Linked DNA regions of Homo sapiens: all the other regions are linked to region 1. The links are chromatin contacts, found by Hi-C or POLR2A ChIA-PET in ENCODE. All regions are on one chromosome and are shown on one strand. Each heading gives the region's core, a stretch centred on a gene start or an enhancer-like site at or near the end of the contact. The rest is flanking DNA. Distances are from core to core; before and after follow the strand shown.

The links. Hi-C counts contacts between places; a loop is a spot of excess contacts on that map. ChIA-PET counts read pairs that join two places held with the same protein, here RNA polymerase II (POLR2A). Pooled maps may share reads with other maps.
Region 2: a pooled map shows a loop between it and region 1 (4-fold over the local background). The contact joins the promoter of SCD here to the promoter of MRPL43 in region 1. A Hi-C loop is called at or near these places in 4 of 37 single-sample maps with no recorded cell type and 7 of 50 pooled maps. POLR2A ChIA-PET finds 5 or more read pairs at or near these places in 4 of 52 experiments (Caco-2, GM12878, OCI-LY7 and 1 more).
Region 3: a loop to region 1 is called in a pooled map, with 9 times the contacts of the local background. The contact joins the promoter of FBXW4 here to the promoter of MRPL43 in region 1. A Hi-C loop is called at or near these places in 2 of 168 maps with a recorded cell type or tissue (CD8-positive, alpha-beta T cell and prostate gland), 1 of 37 single-sample maps with no recorded cell type and 5 of 50 pooled maps. POLR2A ChIA-PET finds 5 or more read pairs at or near these places in 2 of 52 experiments (T-cell and activated CD4-positive, alpha-beta T cell).

The regions. Positions count from the first base shown.
Region 1 is chr10:100,985,199-100,988,852 of GRCh38, forward strand. It overlaps MRPL43 (mitochondrial ribosomal protein L43), which reads right to left and starts at 2,299. Exons shown (of 3, transcript NM_032112.3): 1 at 2,115-2,299; 2 at 1,892-1,998; 3 at 1,071-1,777. The coding sequence starts at 2,245. The coding sequence ends at 1,536. It overlaps TWNK (twinkle mtDNA helicase), which reads left to right and starts at 2,345. Exons shown (of 5, transcript NM_021830.5): 1 at 2,345-3,654. The coding sequence starts at 3,013. It overlaps SEMA4G (semaphorin 4G), which reads left to right. Exons shown (of 15, transcript NM_017893.4): 15 at 1-418. RefSeq lists an enhancer at 2,058-2,127.
Region 2 is chr10:100,345,535-100,349,515 of GRCh38, forward strand. SCD (stearoyl-CoA desaturase) reads left to right here and starts at 1,699. Exons shown (of 6, transcript NM_005063.5): 1 at 1,699-1,997; 2 at 2,530-2,812. The coding sequence starts at 1,971. RefSeq lists silencers at 964-1,343, 1,544-1,593 and enhancers at 1,134-1,725, 1,374-1,443, 1,824-2,063.
Region 3 is chr10:101,692,942-101,696,579 of GRCh38, forward strand. FBXW4 (F-box and WD repeat domain containing 4) reads right to left here and starts at 2,229. Exons shown (of 9, transcript NM_022039.4): 1 at 1,440-2,229. The coding sequence starts at 2,164. RefSeq lists an enhancer at 909-988 and silencers at 1,299-1,758, 2,039-2,088, 2,119-2,398.

The sequences.
Region 1 (3,654 bases), core at 1,049-3,548:
CAACTGGCACATGAAGCCCATTCTTGGAACTATGCAAAGGGCAGAGGCTGGGAGTTTGGACGCTTAGCTCCTACCCCTGTCCTACCTCACCGGGGCACTTTCAGGGGCCAGGGGCCTCTGAAGTCTCTAGGCCTATATGGGACAATCAATTCTGACTGAGCTCCCCCATTCCCCTCGGGTGAGGATGACTGTTATTTTTGTAGCTGAGAACGTGGAATCCCACGGGTTTTTACTGCCCTTCACCCAACCTCTCCCACCTCCACCCCACAATGAATGTATTTATTGTGAGAATGGCTACACTTCTTTAGGAATGCCCCCACTTACAACCAGGTGGGTGGAACAGGCATGTGACAGAGTGGGGAGCCTGGGCTCAGCTCCTCCCCCTGCCGTTGGTTAATAAACACCCTTTTTCCCCACAGCTATGACTAGTCTGCTTCATCTAGATGCGCCCACCCCTGATCACCAGGGGACAGGCTCCTGAGCCTATACAGAAGGTGATATCTGCCTCCAGGATTGGCTCTGCTCCCCAATACAACTATTTGCAGAGGAAATTGGGATCCTCCGCTTCCATCCTGACTCCTTGGCAGGCACACAGGCCTCTTTAGTAAGGTTCACACTATTCATTGATCATGGTGTTAGGGCATGACAAGAAAATGACAACAGTTCAAGAATTCTTACAGGGGTTTCTAGATTTTCATTTCCTGCCTCTCATTTCCCCACCATCCCCCCTTTTTAAACTAAGATTAGAAAATACTCATTAATATCAGCCTTCCTGCCCTTCCCCAAGGTTCTCAGCACCCCCCACCAGCTGGCTCAAGGGACATGGATTTTATTTCTGCACAAAGAGGGACGTGGGGGGAAGGAGATGTATAGCTAAGACCAGAGAAAGCTTGTCAGCCAGGACTTGGTCTGAGAATCACTCCCCTCTCCCTTTCAGGGGTCAGGCCTAGATTAATCACTTGGCCTTTGATACTAACCACCTGACAGTTGTTATATGTTCTGCGTCTAGTTTTAAAATAATGAAAACTGAGGCTTGTGCTTAACATATGCACACATTTTGAAGACAGACCTGAAATGTGACCTTGGATAAGTTTATTAACCTGTTTTATAAATCTGTATTCACACAGATATAAAGTGCCTAGCCCATCACAGCAGAGCTCTCCGTAGCTCAGTGGTTGTTCCAATAAGACATCAGGGATTCTTCAGAAGCCAGCCTTCAGACCTCTCACTGTGTTTTGAGATCATTATTATCAATTTGGATTTAAAAAACAAGGGCCCTGTAAAACCCTTGAAGTCTTCCTCATCTCAGGTTTTAGGGATGCCACTTGCATAAAAATGAGTGGTTCACAAGGTCACTGCCCCCAGAAGCAGGCACTGGAAAGAAACAGGCAGCTCTTCATTATCCCAAGCAGAACCTCTGTCAACTTGCCCATTGATGGGTTCCATTTGCCTGGGCTTGGAATCCCAAAGGGGAAGAACCACCTTTACCGGAGTAACAGTCCAAAGCCTGGGGCTGCAGTTGGTGGGGCAACTCTTCACTGTGCTTGCACCTGGGCTGGGGCAGGATCCTGAACCTCTCGGGGGCGTAGCCCGCGGAACGTGGTCGGCTTGTTGGTGAAGGGGTGCCACTGGCCCTGGATGCTAGGGTTGTCGGTGTGGAAGGGCTTGCGGATGCGGATCACGTCCAAGCCCGACTGGTCGGCCAGCTTCTGCACCAGCGTCGAGATCTCCTCGACCGACTTGCAGTGGATGCTCTCCTCGCGCACAGCCCCGTTAACTGGCAGAAGAGGGGTGAGAGTGGGTGGAAGCTGGCCGGTGCGACCAAGCGAGAAGGAGGATAGCGGGTCGAGCCCCTGATCCCGCCCTCCAGCCCGAGCCCGGCCCCACTCACGGTATTCGGCCACTACTCTGGGCACGCAGCACGGACGCGAGTTTACATATATTACGACCCCTGGATTCCGTCGGGCGAAGTCGATCACCTCCCGCTCCACGAACTCCCTAAGCGACCCGGGACAGTGAGCAGTATGACCCCTGACTGGGGGCGACCTACCCGGGGAGTCGTTGCCACCTCCACACCCACCCCGACCCGCGCCTGCGCACTTCCCTTGGCTCACCTGGCGCCGCGAGACGAGGCGCCGTCGCGGCTGACGCTGAAGCTCAGACGCTGCAGCTGCTGCACATAGCGACCCAGTCCGTTGTGGAGAACGCTGGCCAAGAAGCGGCTCGGAGTCCCGCGCGCCGTCATAGCTACAGCTTGGAGGCCGCGGAGCCTAAGCAGCGAGGAGAGGGGGGCGGGACTAAACCTCGAGGCTTCCGGTTCCGGGACGACCGCTCCCGGAGTTTTGCTTCCGAGGTCAAGGCGAGTAGCATGTGCGGGAGACTCACGTTGCCGGCGAAGTGGGAGAGAGAAAAGTGGTAACCTGGGGCTGGGGGCCGGCGCGGCGGAGCTCGGAGTAGTAGAGCGGAGTGAAGACACGGGGGAGGATAGAGACTGGCATTCCTTTGGGCCGGGGGATTGGCGGGAGTCGTGCTGGGTGCTCTCGCCGTGTTGAGGTCCCAGTGAGGGGAAGGAGAAGCGGAAGAGGGTCTCTAGTCGGGGCCTAGGGCAAAGGGACTACAAAAAGGATGCAGATGACTATAGAAATGAGGACGACGAGGAGATGCTGTGGAGGAGCAGTAGAGGTGAGAAGATGATGCAAAGAAACTGTGTCAGTGAGGAACTGTATAGAGGGTCATAGAGGTGAGGTGGCGGAGAGAAACTAACTAACGGACCATAGAGGTGGGGGAGCCATTGTAGAAGGACGTGGACGCGAAAGGGTCGTGTAGATGGGCATATGTGTGAAGCAGCAACGTAGAGGGGCTGAAGAGGAGAAATTCATGGAGAGAAAGAATGCACCTAGAGTGAGCTCTGCAGAGTGCTGCGTGGGATATCCCTAGAGTTTGGTCTAGTGAAGGCACGCTAACCAGGCACCTAAGGCATTTCAAGTAGTGACTTCCCACATTTGGCTAGGAATGTGGGTCCTCCTCCGAAGTGGGTACCCCCTCCGTATCTTGTTACCCCTGCGTGGGGAGTGGATGGGTCGGAGGGGCCTGCCCCGAAACTTGGCCCCAGGCCCTCCTCGCAGACGTTACAGGAAGGAGACTCTCCAAGCCTTGGATATGCCAGTGTTGCCTGTAACTGCAACTGAAATCCGCCAGTATTTGCGGGGGCATGGGATCCCCTTCCAGGATGGTCACAGTTGCCTGCGGGCACTGAGCCCCTTTGCAGAGTCTTCACAGCTCAAAGGCCAGACTGGTGTTACCACTTCCTTCAGCCTCTTCATTGACAAGACCACAGGCCACTTTCTCTGCATGACCAGCCTAGCAGAAGGGAGCTGGGAAGACTTCCAGGCCAGCGTGGAGGGGCGAGGGGATGGGGCCAGGGAGGGGTTTCTGCTTAGCAAGGCACCAGAATTTGAGGACAGCGAGGAGGTCCGGAGGATCTGGAACCGAGCAATACCTCTCTGGGAGCTGCCTGATCAGGAGGAGGTTCAGCTGGCTGATACAATGTTTGGCCTTACCAAGGTTACAGATGACACACTCAAGCGTTTCAGTGTGCGATATCTGCGACCTGCTCGCAGTCTTGTCTTCCCTTGGTTCTCCCCTGGGGGCTCA
Region 2 (3,981 bases), core at 449-2,948, 640 kb before region 1:
TTCCTCTCAAAAAAACAAAAAACAAAAGAATTAAGCAAATTAGACATTGCAGAGAGAACCTGAAGGGGGTCAGACCACGTACAGATTTCTGTGCCACATGCCAAGTACTTCTGAGGCATGACTGGATGAGCTGTCCACATCTGAAATCATCCAGTCTTGTTCAGAACTTTCACACCGGACAGGGAGCCAGGACTGGAATGCAGTCTCCTGGTCACTGGCCAGAGAGTTGGCCTGACCCTGAGACCAGTGGCCAACAAAGGAGCTGCTTAGTCTACCTCCCAGGAAATCCCAGGTGCTTGTCTTCCTGGGAAGTGAATCATTGGCGCAGCACTCCGTATTTTCTCCTCTTCCCAGGGGAAGGATCCTAGGGCAGTATTTGGGAAAGACATGGGCATGGAAGGACACCGGGTGAATGCATAGCCTGCCTGGTTCTGAGCTCTCATGGTAAGGCTCCTACAGACACGGAAAAGATGGGGGCACAGGGACAGATCAGTAGGGTCAGAGCATCTCAGGGACCGAGGGCAATATGGTCCTGAGCAGGGATTAAGAGCTTGGGCTCTCATATGGTGTTTCTGGGCTCAACTGCCAGCTCCATCACTTACTGGTTGCTGTGACCATGGGCAAGTTATTCCATCTCTCCATATCTCTTTCCTCACTTTTAAAATGGAATAATGGGGTACCCACCTCCCAGGGTCACAGAGAGGCTTACAGAAAACGATTCTTGTGAATTGGCTTGCAGTAATAATTCAATACCTGCCAGCTATTCTTATTCCACATCCAAGCCCTTTCGCCTGCTGCTGGGTGAAAACACATGTCAGTGTTTCCTGACGGTTTCCACAAAGAAGATTCCAAAATTACAACCTGCCAGTCTGAAGAATCTCCAAAACATCCCGCACGCATCCTGGAGGCGCGGGCTTGGGGATGGGACTGCCCGCCCGGGTCCTGAACAGGATGCGTGCGCGCAGGCACACACACACCAGCCAGCCTGTGTGTGCGGCCGGAGTCCGGTGCGGTCCCGGGTGAGCAGCGCGTGGCTGGTGGGCGGGGCAGAGCCATTGTTCGCAGGCGTACCGAGTCCCCCGCGCTCGCCCGGGAGGGAGGCGGGGCTTCCCGCGTCCCCCAAGCTCCAGATCCTGGGGTGGCTGCCACGTCTCCCTGCCACGCGCCTGGGGGGACGGAAGACGGGACGGAGATGTTAGTGGTGGGCGCCCCCCGAGGGTTCACCACTGTTTCCTGAGAAACTTCCCCAGTGCCCACCCACCCGTTCTCCGTGTGCCCGAGGGCCGGTCCTGGGCTAGGCTCCGCGCCCCAGCCCCAAACCGGGTCCCCAGCCCCTTCCAGAGAGAAAGCTCCCGACGCGGGATGCCGGGCAGAGGCCCAGCGGCGGGTGGAAGAGAAGCTGAGAAGGAGAAACAGAGGGGAGGGGGAGCGAGGAGCTGGCGGCAGAGGGAACAGCAGATTGCGCCGAGCCAATGGCAACGGCAGGACGAGGTGGCACCAAATTCCCTTCGGCCAATGACGAGCCGGAGTTTACAGAAGCCTCATTAGCATTTCCCCAGAGGCAGGGGCAGGGGCAGAGGCCGGGTGGTGTGGTGTCGGTGTCGGCAGCATCCCCGGCGCCCTGCTGCGGTCGCCGCGAGCCTCGGCCTCTGTCTCCTCCCCCTCCCGCCCTTACCTCCACGCGGGACCGCCCGCGCCAGTCAACTCCTCGCACTTTGCCCCTGCTTGGCAGCGGATAAAAGGGGGCTGAGGAAATACCGGACACGGTCACCCGTTGCCAGCTCTAGCCTTTAAATTCCCGGCTCGGGGACCTCCACGCACCGCGGCTAGCGCCGACAACCAGCTAGCGTGCAAGGCGCCGCGGCTCAGCGCGTACCGGCGGGCTTCGAAACCGCAGTCCTCCGGCGACCCCGAACTCCGCTCCGGAGCCTCAGCCCCCTGGAAAGTGATCCCGGCATCCGAGAGCCAAGATGCCGGCCCACTTGCTGCAGGACGATGTGAGTTTCCCAGCCTGGCCCCGTACCGCCGGGTCGCAGGCGCGGGCTGGGCTTCCAGGGGACGGGTTGGTGGCAGAAGAGAGGGGAGAGCTCCGCGGAGGACTTGGTCATCTTTTTCGAGTTGTGCTGCCTTCCGTGAGTTGGGAATGTGGATTGTAATTTGGGGACTTGAGTCTCCAACTTTAGTTTCTTAAGCTTTAAAGAAAAATCCGGTCGTGCTGGTGCTTTTATGAATTATGCGGGTTTTCCTTTGTCTTCGTGGGGATGTGAGTGCTTTACTTCTCCTTCCTACTGCCGCCTCCCGATAGGTTTCGCGCCCCTCGTCCCCCTCGCCCTCCGCCCCTAATGTATCTGTACAGTTTCAGGGAACTTTTCTCCGTTGCGTCTCGGATACACCCTACCCTCAGTGAACTACGGCGCTGCGGAAGGGTCCGTACTGTCCACCCTTCCCCCAGCGTGATTAGAGAGCGGAGTGGCCCCAGCTGCCTCCACGTGTCTCTTCTCCTGACTCTCCTCTTCCTCCCCCTTCCAGATCTCTAGCTCCTATACCACCACCACCACCATTACAGCGCCTCCCTCCAGGGTCCTGCAGAATGGAGGAGATAAGTTGGAGACGATGCCCCTCTACTTGGAAGACGACATTCGCCCTGATATAAAAGATGATATATATGACCCCACCTACAAGGATAAGGAAGGCCCAAGCCCCAAGGTTGAATATGTCTGGAGAAACATCATCCTTATGTCTCTGCTACACTTGGGAGCCCTGTATGGGATCACTTTGATTCCTACCTGCAAGTTCTACACCTGGCTTTGGGGTAAGCAGCCTCCCTGTCCTCCTGACCTAGTCCTCCAGGTACTCACTGCTCTTTTAATAAGGTAGGATCTTACAGAGGACACCAGCCCCTCCCAGCCTCCCGGTTGGGGTTTTTCTCAGGCATTTCTCTTTGGTTGCTTCAGGCCTAGTGGGCTGGGAAGAACCTGGGGGTACTGAGATGCAGGACTGTCAATGCTGGGGGTTGAGAGCTTTGGAACCTTGTGCTTGTGGGCTTTGAAGTGTGCTGTGCTGGAGAGTCAGCTTTCCCTGAAAGAGCTTTTCTGTTTGAGTCATTTGCTTGGCTGCCTGTCCCACCCCTGCCAGCCACAAAAGAATCAAACCCCTCTACCTGGGAGGCATGGGAACATGGTACTAAACCATTGGCTTTCTAGGGTTTGTGTTGAGCAATCATAGGCTAGCACAAGGGAAACTACTCAGGGAGAGAGTTTATTGGAAAGGGAGGAGAGAGCTCATTGGAAAGAGAGGAAAAGAGAGGTTGTTATCCACAAAACTATTTTGACCTGACCCCTTGGCCAGACCAGGCTTCTTCGTTACAGAGGAAGATGAAGCTCCCGTGCAACCCAAGTCACACAGGTGTGTGTTGCTCTGTTACTCTACATTCCAGGGTGCTGCACATACCAGTCAACAAAATGCTCTTAGAATGAAATCAGGCTGAAGATATGTTTCATGTTCCATCCCCCGTCCAGCCTGCTTCAGGCCCCCCTACTGATGCCATGAAGTGCCAAGAATTCTGCACCTTCCAACACCAGTCCTACCCATCCCTCCTTGCCAGGGACATCGAGGCCAGGCCAGAAAAGAGAGCCCGGTCTTGAGGCTGCTGTAATGAGGGAGACAGTTCCCAGTTTGTCCCCGACCTGCCCTTAGCTCAGCTCTTTCAGGGACCTGTTGGTGTGGCCTGATGGCATGGCCCTGCCCCCTGGATACACACATGCGCTTTGCAGGCTTTTTCACCTCTGTCACTATGAGCCTAAGTTGGGAAGGGAAAGCAGGGAGCTCTGCAGATCCAGGGGCCCTGCACTGCTACTCTCTAAGGGGTGGTGAGCCAGGACTTCTGGTGTGGGAAACTTTCTGACAGCTCGCTCTTGAAGGGTAGTTATGCAGAAGGGCTGGTAGGCCAAGTTTTAGCTGTTTCCCTCAGGACCTCTTAGG
Region 3 (3,638 bases), core at 979-3,478, 710 kb after region 1:
GATGACAGACTAGATTCTAACATCTAAGACCCACAAAGATTCCAAATTTATAGGAAAAACAAGAAGACCCCAGTAATAAATGGGCAAAGAGTGGGAAGAGACAGTCTCCCAGGTGAAACAAACACATGGGAATATATTTATCCCAGCCAGTGGTAAAAGAGATGCAAAATAACACAACTTTGGTACCTTAAATGACCACTAAAGTGGCAAAGATTTTCTAAATTCTCACATAAAATTTGTTCACTCTGTGCTGGTCCCACTATAATTTGGTACAGCACCTCTGCAAACCATAACCTTTGCTATAATGCCACCTTGAGACTTTATCCTAAGGAACTGATTTTTAAAAAATATGTATGGTAATGACATGTGACTTATATTTCAGTAAAGCTGTTACTCAAAAATGCATTATTTCATTATTATCTATAATAACAAAAAGCTGAACACTACATGTAAGTTTAATAGTAGAGGGATGTTCTTTAATCTCATTATGCGACAGCCCACAAACATTTACTATGTACCTATTCTGTTAGGATCAGTAAGATAGCAATTATATGTGCAACTGAAAAGGTTTTTAAATGAAAATAATTGTCTAGAGGTGATGGTATTATGGCTTTTTATGTTTTTAAAAACGTTATTTAATGTTGTCATAATGTACTAGAAAGAACTACTTTTTAAAAAATGGGTGGAATAGGGGGCAATCTGAAAGCTCTTATTCCCCCAATTCCCTACATGTTTTTTCCTTCCTATTTAACAGTTTAAGTGGTTCAGAAAAGTTTTTCATTCACAGGTCTCAGACCCTACCAAAAACAGGCCAAATTGCAATACCATGTCTTGTACACATCCTGGACAGACTCCAGCCTCCTGCCTCAAGCAGGCCCCCTTTTTCGTGTCGCTCTGCCTATATGAAGTCATAAACTATGGCTGAACACTGGGACCGAGGGCTTCTCTTAAGGTCCGAGCCCTGAAGCTTAACAACCTTTAGAAAAGGGTAGGGAGGATGAAAGATGAAAGTCCACAAAAATTTATGATAGACCACTTAAGGAACCTGAGTCCTAGACCTGGACTCAAGGAATCGTCCAAAGCACCGTACCAGACTGGCTCCTCTGGGGCGAAGGAACCGGGGCAGCTAAACCTCTGCAAAAACACACAATCGAAAGCTGTAGGGAGTGCCTAAGATGGCTAATTGTGAGGAGCGGCCCACCCGGGAGGGTGCCTACTGAGGGATGCTCTCGGGAGGCTGCCTCAGATGGAGGCCTTGGGGAGGAGGGGCAAAGGGGTCCCCGAGAGTGCTCGGGAAAGGGTGTAGGCGGAGGTCAGGTGTAGGCCTAGAAACTCGGGGTGCGACACGACCCTGGGCCGACCAGGCCGCGGCGCCCCGCCCTTTCCCGGGACGCGGGGCCGGCTCGGGGCGGGGAGCGGGCGGGCGAGCGGACGCTTACAGGTCGGTGCCGAGCCGCGTGAAGCCGGAGTTGAGCGAGGCCCGGGCTATCCGGCGCCAGAGCAGATCGCAGCTGGTGAAGCGCCGCAGCCAGCGGCACACCTGGGCCAGGCGGCCGAGGGCCCGCATGTCCAGGTAGGAGCAGATGAGCAGCAGCAGCTCCTCCGGCAGGCGCCAGAGCGCAGGCCCCGCGGCCGGGCGGGCAGCCGACTCCCGAGCCGCCTCCTCCTCCTCCTCCTCCTCCCCGGCCGCCGCCGCCATGGCCACCCCTGTCCCCGCGATGTCGGCCCAAGCCTGACCCCCTCGTCCCTGTGCTCTTCCCGGCCTGGCGCCCTCCCGCCGCCTAGCCCTGACCCTCCATTCCTCCTTCTTCCCATACTCTCTTCCTTGTGCCTCCTTCCCGGCCCCTGCGCTCCCCTCGACTCCCTTGACGATGCCTCTCGCCCCTTCCTCCACGCTTCTGCCTCCCTCTGCTTCCTCCCTTGGGCATGCCCTCGCTCCCGCGTCAGCCCCCGGCCCGGCTGCCTCCTTCGCCGTCTGCGGCCCGGGCTTCCCTTCCGCCCCGCTTCCTCTTCCGCCTTGCCCCGCTCTCGCTTTTCCCTTCCCCTTCCCCTTCCTTCGCTTCCCCCTCGCCACCCTCCCTTCCTGCAGCTTCCTCGCCTCTCCGCCCTCGCCCTCGCCGGGCCCGCCGTTCCCGGGGGGCCCCGAGCGGCCCTGGCTGCCCATGAGCGGCCGCGGGGCCGGCCCGACGCGGAGCCCAGCCCGAGCCGCCACCGCCGCCGCCCCGGGAGGAGGCGACACCATGTCGGACCGGGTCACATGGGGCGGCGCGGGCCGAGCCCTGGGCACGCCCCTCACACCTGCAGCCTTGGAGCCACTTCGGGGTGCGGGCTGGGGCCGGGGCGCTGACACCACCCCCGCATCCCCGAGAGCGCTTGGTGGAAGCACAGGAGTTCGCGCTGCAAACACGTGAGGCCGGTTTCAGGGCCCTGCCTGAGGCCACAAGAGGACCCGCTGCCCTCAGGAAGCGGCCATTTGGAGCACCTGCCCTCAAGAAGCCCCTAGTTGGGTGGCCTTGCCCCTCTAGAAGCCCTCCTCTTCCTCGAGTGATGCCTCCTTTCCACGGGCCACATGTGAGGGCCCAACGAATCTGCAGCCCTAGAAGTTGACAGGTTCCATAGCTTAGGTTCTCACACAGGCCCGGAAGCACGGTCCTGGCGTGAGCTTGGGTGTTAGACGTATTTGGGGATTTGCAGTCTTCTAGATCCTGAGTCCATAACTTCAAAAACAGTCATGTATCAGGAAATGGCACAGCTAGGGCTTCTTATCAGTCACCACCCAAGTGCAAGTGGATTCTCCAAGGACTCAGCATCCATTCTTCATACCACCCATTCGATTCACATGGCATTAATCTGAAGGGAGAGCTACTGAGGTCTAGACCTGTGCTGTCCAACAGTGTCCTCCCTCGTCACATGTGGCTGCTGAGCATTTGAAATGTGGCTAATACAAATTGAAATGAGCTATAAGTGAGAAATGCACACCAGATTTTGAAGCCATACAAAAAAAAGAATGCAAAATATCTCATTAATAATTTTATATTGATTACGTGTTGAAGTGTTAATATTTTGGATACGCTGTATTGGGCTAAATACAATATATTTTAATGTAACTACTAGAAAATTTAAAATTATACATGGGACTTGCATTTGTGGCTCGGGTTATTTTTCTATTAGCATTGGGCTAGGCAGTAAAACTTGGAGGAGGGGAGGAAGATGCCAATTTCTGTCTGTTTATCCTGTACTCCAAATCCAGGTAGGAAGGATTGGAGAGTTTTCTTTTGTACTTATCTACATCTTAACACTCATTTTCAGGGAGCAGGGAAGAATAAAAATTGACCCTGAAAATTATTCAACACCTAGCATAGCCAAAGAGAAACCTAGGGAAGCAACTACATTGTATTATGGTGCTGCAAGAAGCATCATGTAACAAGGTCAGACCGGAATCTGGCTTTGCCCTAGAATTACTTTTTGATCTTAGCAAAACAACAACAAAAAGCCCCACCTATCTTGGCCTTTTAGTGTTCTCAATCTGTAGTGGAGATAATGCCTCTGCCTTACTTTCGAGGGATAAATGAGATGATCCCTGTAAAATGCTTTGAACTCCTCTAAGAAAATTCTTAATAATAGTTACAGGTCAAATC